2 separate regions of the Homo sapiens genome follow, and region 2 is linked to region 1. A link is a loop called in an ENCODE intact Hi-C map of the cell type or tissue named here. Cell type or tissue: GM12878. All regions are shown on one strand.

Region 1 (5,000 bases):
TTAATTTTTTTAATTTGATGAATTTTACTGTGTGGTTATGTAAGCAAAAAAAAAAAAGAAAAGGTTTGTGTTCTTATGAGCTGTATGCTGAAGGGATGAAGAGTCGTGACCTCTGCAAATTACTCTCAAATGGTAGAGCAAGATGATAATAATATAATAATCATCAAGATTATAATAGTTATGAGAATAAATATTGTGGATGTTTTATGTAAAAGAGAAAGAGATAAAGCAAATGTGGCAAGATGTTAACAACGGATTGCATTTAAGTGAAGGAATATGGGAGTACAATGTAATATTCTGGAAACTTTTCCTTAGGTGTGAAAAAATTTTAATAAAAAATTTATTTGAGCAGGACTAAGGATCCACCTGACCAAAGAAGCACCCACAGAAAATGGTACCCAAGTGGTACCTAAAGGAGCAACTGTCCCCTGAATGCCCCTTTGCCAGGTCTGTCCCATAGACCCTGGCCAAGTGAGGGATGAAAGGAGTACTCAGACACAGGTATGCAGTGTAAGAGCAGCTAGGGGACTGCCCAGCACTAGTGGCAGAAGAGTGAGTCGTCCTGAACAGCTGGAGCTGCTTGCTTTTATTCAGTACAGACATAATGTCTAAAGCCTGGAGCAAACACAATCTGCAGGTAATTAACATTATTGTTCCCCCTTTCAGGGAGCAGTCACGCATGCAGATGATCAAACGTCAGTTTCCAGACAACATAAGTAAACAAGCCTATTTAAGATAAATTCCCCTACACACCCTTGTACCTATTTCTTCACCCTCTGCATCAAGGTCAGAGAACAGCTGCCTTCAGCTTATTCTCCTCTAAAGCTATGCAGAGCCTTCCAACCTTTCAGAAGGCCTGTTCCTTTCCCTATAGCTTCTCCCACAACTCTGACTGATCTGCTATACCCCTTAGCAATTTATTTCTTTAAACTAAGCCATTGCTGTGCTACATCTACTCCAGTATCTGTAAACCTCCAGCACACTCCTTAGCATCCCTGACTATCCATTCTAGTCATTGTCATCACATGACTTGCTGGCATTTTCTTCACCTCCAGGTTAACCTGTTGACAATATCTATCTATCCTGAGTTGCTGTCTAGGAAGATGTGTCTTTATCACATCCCTTACCCACCCACCAATTGTCAACAGGCCAATAGCATATTCCATCTTCCTTCCTCCAGGATCTGCTCCATCAGTGATGCTCGCCCCTCTTGTGAGGCCACACTTACTTCTCCACTCAGCCTCTTGCTAGTTTTCCCCTCCTCTTGACCCCACCCTGCCTCCCAGCATATGTATGATCTCCTTTCACAACTTTTGAAGTATAAATAAAGGTGACAATGAGGTACCCTCAACTAAGAAACTGGGGAGTGGGGAGGAAATGAGAATTAAACTACAATCATGTATGGATCACATGTTATGGATCAAAGTGGAAACCTACAAGTTACTTTAAAGAGACTTAGTGGTTCTAAAGTCAAAGACTTGGCAAAAACGGGATAAGTAATATCAGTATAGTTATAGAAACAGTGTGGTAATTACCTAGAAGGTAAGTTCAGAAACACAGTAAAGGGGAAACAAAGACAAAACTATGGTGATAGAAATCAGAACAGTGGTTGCCACAGAGTAGAGGGAATGGAGGAGATTGATTATAAAATGGCAAAGGGGAACATTTTAGGGTGATGGAAATAGTCTAAATCTTGGTTATGGTAGAGATTACAAGACTGTACACATTTGTCAAAACTCATCGAATTGCACTTATAAAATTAGTAAATTTTACTGTAGGCAAATATAAGTCAACAAAGTTAATTTTAAAAGTATACCAGTTTTTATTAGTAACAAGATTGGGAGGACACAGCTCACAACTGATTACCACATACCTATAGGAAAGACACCCTGTTTATGAAGCTGTATAATGAAAATGTGTACACTCTTCTGCTATACCCCTCAGGGTCAAAGTGCCCTTCCCAGTCAGTGGTAGTTGCTCGGAAACTGCTTTCCTCTGGGAGCTTCTAGCCTGCACAGAAGCCTAACTGCATGATGTATCACAGTAAAATTGTCCTTTATTTGAATATACTGAGAATTTCCTTCTTGCACAGAGTATACTCATGACATTATAACCTTTTCGGAGAGCTGAAAGGACACACACAAACTTCTTATTTGTTATCAGATATCATTTCACCCACACTGAGCTTAAAATGACCAATAACAGCACTAAAAAGTATGTCCTTCATGTTTCTCTATTTCACTGGGGGTGGGAGGGTAAGACAAAGAAAAAAATGCTCTAATTGTATCCAGGATGGATTTTTCTCTTTTGTTAGGTTCAAATAACAAACCTAGGAAATTTTAAATCCTGGAAGTCCATCTGTCAGCATCTGGTTCCCCAGAGACCAAGAAAATGCTTTCATTTAGCTGAAGGCTGCTACTGGCAGCCACATACCCGCCTGAGAAAATACATCATTTTTTGCAAGTGTGAAAATGACTGCTAAGGGGAATAGGAGCCCTAGTTACATGCCCCATTTCAGAGCCTTCAGCCCCAGCTGCAGGGACCAAATAAGACAGTGATGGCCCTGGGGATTTAAGAATTCAGTTTCTCTCTGACAGCCTCAAAAACCCCAGGCCACATTGAGAAAGAAGAACTGCCTCTGTCACTAGCTCAGAAAACTCATCAATGGCAGGGGCCCAATCTTGGCTCCAAAGGAGCCGTTGCTGGCCCCTCACTTATCTTACCTATATGAGTGAACGCTGCCATAAAAGGTAGCTCTAGACCTACAGCTGCAGGCAAAGAAACTCTCTTCCTCTTGATTTACCATTCTCCTAAGCTGCCTGCCCACTCTCCAGCTTAGTAGAATTCCTGACCTTGCATCCCTGACTGCCATCTGCCCTGCCTCTTCCCACATCTCCCCTCCCACACATCTTGGCAACACCTAGACTGAACAGGCTCAGGCCCCAACATGATTCTACTGCTTCTTTCATATTCATGAATATGTTCAGAGATGTTTATTATTACCTAGATTTACAAATCATAGTTTAGCATATCGTTTCTGACATAAAATACAGAAAATTCTAAAAGAAAAAAATTCAGTGCCCCTTCAGACCTTCAATAAGAGTTACTATGTACAGTAAAATGATAAGAAAGGAAACCCTCAGCTATTCTGAGATGCAAATGCTAGGTGGTCAGCTAGGTCCACACTCAAGCTCATCACTGCCAGAACTTTTACACCTGGCTCTCAGCACATACAATTCAAATTTGTGCCTTAAACCTAGTGCAAGTGGCCAGGGAGCCCCAAAGTCTGAAACACAGAAAGCCAGGACTGTTAAATCTCAGACCACCGAGGCTCCTATATCACCACCAGCACCTGTCTACCCGTCAGGCCCATCCGGCTCCACAGAGAGTGGCAGCCCCAGGCTACATCAAGACCTCGATTTGACTAGCTGAACCCACCTGCACAAGGAGGGGAACAACAGACCCCTTGCTGTTAAAGGGGGCCCAGGCTTCATGTGTGTGCACAGCAGTTTGGCTGAAATGGAGACATTACAATTAATGCTCCTGATGGCCAGAGGCACAACCTTTTTCTCCCCTGCAGGTTGGAAAGTCCTCTTTCTGTTGTGATGGAGTCCTGTTGGTTTTCATTTATATTTTTCACTGTCACATTGCCTATTCTCTCCACCTCACTATCACAGGTCAGTCCCATTAAATCATGCCTAGATGGTTATGCTAACCCTTCCTGGCCTGGCTTCCCAGGCTCAACCCTAGGGGCCAGGTAGATGGACACTAAACCACCACCTATATTTTCCTCTTATATTATTTTTGAGAAACATCAGTGAGTCCCTTTGATTTAAATATTGTATTAGTCCATTCTCACACTGCGATAAGGATACTATCTGAGACTGGGTAATTTATAAACAAAGGAGGTTTAATTGACTTACAGTTACGCATGGCTGGGGAAGCCTCAGGAAACTTATAATCATGGCAGAAGGAGAAGCAGGCACCTTTTTCACTAGGAGGCAGAAGAGAGAAGTGCAATCAGGTGAAATACCAGACGCTTGTAAAACCATGAGATCTCGTGAGAACTCACTCACTATCACGAGAATTCCATGGGGAAAACTGCCCCCATGATCCAATCACTTCCCACCGGGTCCCTCCCTCGACACGTGGGGATTATGGGGATTACAATTTAAGATGAGATTTGGGTGGGGGCACAGCCAAACCATATCAAATATCAGCTCCAAATGTCTTGGCCCATCTTTCCGTGTCCCCCTACCCTACACAGCCTCTCTCACCATTTTCCAGAATGTACCTCCAACTCCAGCTGGACAGATTTACTCACTCTTCCTTGTTCGCTCGGATTGGTACTCATATCTTTCCTCCACGTCCAATTTTCTCCTTTCTTATCTCTGGTATAGAAACCACACCCTCCCCTTTTCTTTATGGCCCAGAACAAGACTTAGGTTCTCAGTGAAGCATTCCTGAAATGTCTTCAGCTGCCACTGTCTTTTCTTCCTTTTCTGGTGTCCTAATGCATCTGTAATTCACACCACACAGGTTAGCACTTCATTGTTTGCAAATTGTTTCACATGTGTGTTTTTTTTTGTACTTTGAGACTTACCCTGTATCACGCTAATACCTGCAGAGTGCTAGACACCTGTGGGAGACTTCCCAGTTGATTTCTGGGCTGAATCAATTTGCGAACAATTGTAAAATTCAGTAATCACCATGTGAAATATTCCCATTTCCCATGTGATTTGACATTTTTACCCAGGAGAACATCTCTCATCTTTTATGCTGCTACTCCACGGCTTTGATAAATAGAGTTCACCTCAAATCTCCCTTCAAACCATATTTAAACTTCCCCCCTTCCAGCAAAGACTCCAGGCTAGATTTCATTGAGCCAGTCAGCTTTGCTAATTTGTAACCAATTTTTGATTTACTAAATGGCAGCATTCAGCTGGAGGACAGATGGAAAAGCTGCAGGTAACTGCTGACCTTCTGATTAGAGGGATTAG
Region 2 (5,000 bases), 160 kb after region 1:
TTTCTGCTGTCCTTTAAAAGTCAAAGGAACACTAAAATGTGTTGTTTTACAAAGGTCACCAAGAAAGGCCTGCCAATTATCTAATGGAATTAGGAAAAGATACCAAGCGAATCTTTCATATCATTTAGGCTACTGATCAGAAAAAATGTCACGTGAAGAACTCATCTACTCATTCACTTCTACCCATCAAGTGGAAACCTCATAGTTGAGAGACAGACTGATGAACTAGCCAGGAGAGAACAGTTACAAAGCTACTTACTAACAACCAGTTGTGAAACCTTGGGCAAGTCAATCTGGACTTTTGTTTTCTCAGAAGAATTCTAGTCTAAATGATCTCTAGAGATTCTTTCCATATCAAATATATTGTATATTCTAATTTGCTAAGATTCTAAAATGAGAGGTGGTAAAGCACTGTGGATAACAATATGGACTAAGAATGTCTGAGTACAAATCCCCACTCCAATATTTACTAGCTGTATGACATTAAACAAATTACTTGACCTCTCTTTACTTTCTTCTCCTCACAATTGGGATAATATTAGGTCCTAACTTATAGGGTTGTTATGAAGATTAAATATCATATCAATATATATATAAACTCATAAAACATTCCTATTACTATAATTTCATGGTAAGAAGTTCACACAATAGGCCGGGCGCAGTGGCTCACACCTGTAATCCCAGCACTTTGGGAGGTTGAGGCGGGTGGATCACCTACGGTCAGGAGTTTGAGACCAGCCTGACCAACATGGTGAAACCTCATCTCTACTAAAAATAGAAAAATTAGCTGGGCATGGTGGCGGGCACCTGTAATCCTAGCTACTCGGGAGGCTGGGGCATGAGAATTGATTGAACCCAGGAAGTGGGGGTTGCAGTGAGCCGAGATCGTGCCACTGCACTCCAACCTGGGCGACAGAGTGAGACATTGTCAAAAAAAAAAAAAAAAAAAAAAAAAAAATTCACGTATCAACCCAAAAAGACAATAGTGAAAATTCAGTATTTTCTGATGCCAAGATGCTATTAGGAACAAAAGCATACACCATAGGCTTACCTTTTTCTTACGATTTCCACTTTCGCGTTGTACTGCCTTCATTAGATGCACCAACCGATCTACAAATGTCTGTTGTGCAGCCAGCAAAGAACGCATAACTCTGACAGACTTATCACCCTGAAGGGTTCAAAGTGAGAAAAAATTAGTTCTATGTTGCGTAATGATCTGGATTTCTTTAACAGCATGGATAATCCTTATTCATATTTCTCACAGTTATAAACTTAAATAGAAAGCAAAACTGAAAAAGATTATCTTGATTCAAAAATAACAAGAAACCTCTTATCTTAGTTAAACACCACTAATCCATCCACAATCGAAAATTATCTGAGTCTTCAGCAAATACTGGTCTATCTACAACCGCATTTTTTTCCCACATAAACCATGTGACAAGATAGAATTCATTCATCCTAAAATACATTCACTCATTATTTGATTCAATAAATATCCGATGGCTTATGATGCAGAAATGTGCTAGACATATATACATGTATATGGCAGAAACAAAGATATAGATCTTCAAGGAACTAAAAATCAACTTTTAAAAAAAGAAAACTTCAAATAGCACCACAATATGTGCTTAAAATATAAGTCATAAAAACTAAATGCTATACGGTCCTATGTAGTGATTCCTAGTTCATAAAATATTATAAAATACATTTCTAATTTAATCTTCCCAATTACCCTGGTAAGGGAAGCTGGGTAAATGTTATCAACCTCATTTCAAAGATGAGGCAATTTAAACTTAAAGAAACTGAAATGTCTTCAAGGGTGACAAAGGCTGTAACAGAAACGAGATTAGAGGAGAGGACCAAAGGCTTATTTGCCAATCAGTTTGATGTTGAGAAGCTTTGGGAACGAATACAAAAGCTTAGTCTCAAAGTGTTTAATAAGATGTGATTTAAATTTTTAAAAGCATGAAACATCAAACAGATGAAAGATGCCATGAAATAGACTATTTCTGCGGCAAGCCACAGATTAATGTGTGGTAGCTTTCTTTTCGCTGCCCTTGCACCCTCTGCTGGCTAAACTGTGACACTGCTTTAAGAATCGAACACAGGAAAAATAAATCTCTTTTAAAAGCTGTTGAAAAGGCAAAAATACATTATATAAAAAGAATCTGCAATATGACCATTGCCAGATTTCTGGAAATGTACATAGCCTTGATAAGAAAGATACACAATAGAAAGGAAAATAAAAAAGCAAAGCTTTTTTTTAATTCCATGCACAGGTTTATTTCATTAAATTAGGGATCAAGAAAACTTCTGTAAAGGGTCAAAGAGTAAATATTTTAGGTCTTCTTGGCCATGCAGTTTTCATTCCAACTATTAAACTCCTATTGAGTACAAAAGTATCCATAGACAATATAAAAACAAATGAGTATGATTCTATTCCAATAAATTTATGAACACTAAAATTTGAATTCACATAATTTTCATGTATCACAAATTCTTCTTCTTCTTTTGATTTCTTTTCAACCGCTAAACCAGGCCAGGTATAGTGGCTCACGCCTGTAATGCCAGCACTTTGGGAGGCCGAGGCAGGTGCATCACCTGAGGTCAGGAGTTCCAGAATAGCCTGGCCCAACATGGCAAAACCCCGTCTCTACTAAAAATACAAAAATTAGCTGGGCATGGTAGCGGGCGCCTTTAATCTCAGCTATTCGGGAGGCTGAGGCAGGAGAATCTCTTGAACCCAGGAGGCAGAGGCTGCAGTGAGCTGAGATGGCACCACTGTACTCCGGCCTGGGTAACAGAGCAAGCCTCCATCTCAAAAAAATAAAAATAAAAATAAATATATAAAACCATTTTTAGCTCATGGGATGTTCCTAAACAGGCAACAGGCTGAATTTGGCCCATGTGCTGCAGTTTGCCAACCCTCACATTTAAGGGTTACCTTCAACAATGCTTGGCTGAATCTTCTCATTACGTTCAAGTACATCTCATGGGTCTTTGGATCTCTCTGCTGAGTATCTTGATCTTCACATTCCACTATCACATACCTTAAAAATAGTTTGAGCCATTCATGTGATGTGAAATGAAACTTAGATTCAGTTTGTAAATACTCATATCATTTCACTAAAACAGATTAATTTACATATGCAAAAATAATAAAATTGGAGTAATAAAACACATTTTATCATCACTTTTAAAAGTGAAAACTTAAAGAGGAACACATACAACCATCAATAAAAGGTAAACTAAGAGTGGTAATGCCTTAATTTGTGTAATATCCCAAATTTTCTAAAACTTTTGCCACCAAAACAAGCATTTTCTCCTATTTATGAGGTAGAGTATTAACATCCTCAGAAATCATCTAAGCTCACATATTTACTGAGTAACTCGAGAACAAAAACTATTATTTTCATAATCTGTGTAATACTTTGGTATTACATAAGACTCTCTTATTCTGAAAACCTCTCTGAAGCTATTCTTGTCACTTATATTTTCAAAAGATGAATAAAATTTTAAGTAATTTTTCCTTTCCCATCCAGTTTCCCGTTTTTCAAAGATCCATACATAATCTTTAACTTTCCAATTAAAAAACTATGGTTTTAAAGAGTAAAAGACATTTTAAATGTCTTCTTAACCCTCATCTGCTTATACAATTACAAAAATCATATAAGCAATGATCTGAATAAGACTTTATAGGTCTTCTAATCCAGTGTTTCTAAATGTTCCACTGGGAACAAACCAAAGCAAATAACAGGTTGGGCATGGTGGCTCACACCTATAATCCCAGTGTTTTGGGAGGCCTAGGAAGGAGGATCACTTGAGGTCAGGAGTTTGAGACCAGCCTCTACATTTAAAAAAAAATTAAATATAAGCCAAGTGTGGTGTCGCCGACTATAGTCCCAGCTACTAAGGAGGCTGAGGTGGGAAGATAGCTTGAGCCCAGGTGAAGCTGCAGTAAGCTATGATCATACCATTGCACTCCAGCTTGGGCAACAAAGGGAGATGATATCTCTCAAAGAGAAAAAAAAAAGTATCACAGCTTGATACACACAGCCACATATGCACACAGATGTATAAAACGGAAAAGTTTCACAAAGCAACATCCTGTGAGCAATATGTTAATATTTGCTATTCTGTTTATTTCATTTTTCTTTAAATACAAATGCTAGACTGTGAAACTTTAAATTACTTTCAGTGGATCATGATGATGTGTAGTTTGAAAACCATCAATCTCAATCAACTTGCTTGCTTCATCAATAGTGAAACTTAGAGGGGCTGTGTCTTGTCTATGGTGGTATGACTGATTGTAAAACTGAGATTGAAACCCAGGACTTTGGGCTCCCAGGTCAGACTTTTTTGATTTTACTAAGTTGACTTTCACACTGTTTTATCTTTAAAACACATGTGAAACTTTTCGACCTTCTTAACTGACAATGTTTCCCAAATCTCAAGTCACGGATGCTTATTATTATGCTTTCCACTATTTCTGGGAGAGTATACTCTGTATTCAGCCATTCAGATGGTCAACTTCATGAGAGCTGAGGGCTTACCTGTCTTGTTCTCCACTATATCTTCAGCACGTCCATGTCTAGCTCATAATAGATGCTCAACATATTATTAATACATTACTGTTGAATGAATAATTCCACTCTTGTGGATTTAGCTACTATCTCATTATTGATAATTTTCAAATATAAATACATATTCATTTTTTACATCTAAGGTCTAATCTTGAATTCCATTACATGACCTGCTTTCACATTCATGCACTCTAATTTTCAAGGACCAGATCCCCTTTTCAAGACACTGTTTGTCATTTCTAACTGAACACATGTAAAACCAAACTTATCACATTAAATTGAATTTTTTCTACCTCTATCGAAGGTACTAACAATATCCAAGGTATTTGGGCTAGGAATTCTCATGTAGCAGGGTTCACAAACTCCAAATTTTCTCAAAAGGCAGGCAGGAAACAAATGTTTGAATCACTTAAATAG

The links. Hi-C counts contacts between places; a loop is a spot of excess contacts. Peaks named below come from ENCODE experiments on the same cell type or tissue, not always from the same donor. Only the 100,000 strongest peaks of a DNase experiment are listed, where the experiment ranks them.
Region 2: a loop joins it to region 1, with 2.3 times the contacts of the local background. A loop is called at or near these places in 1 of 110 quality-filtered maps.

What each region holds. Positions count from the first base shown.
Region 1 is chr18:42,185,686-42,190,685 of GRCh38, reverse strand. LINC00907 (long intergenic non-protein coding RNA 907) reads right to left here and starts at 4,018. Exons shown (of 10, transcript NR_046174.2): 1 at 3,924-4,018. In GM12878, no CTCF peak of the experiment used is centred here; a DNase peak (open chromatin) is centred at 2,545.
Region 2 is chr18:42,025,493-42,030,492 of GRCh38, reverse strand. PIK3C3 (phosphatidylinositol 3-kinase catalytic subunit type 3) reads right to left here. Exons shown (of 25, transcript NM_002647.4): 14 at 2,945-3,050; 15 at 1,052-1,168. Among named protein-coding and RNA genes, the nearest start is that of PIK3C3, 73 kb to the right of the region's middle. In GM12878, a CTCF peak has its summit at 2,063 (motif pointing left); a DNase peak (open chromatin) is centred at 4,332; H3K4me3 peaks cover 245 bases; H3K27ac peaks cover 1,491 bases.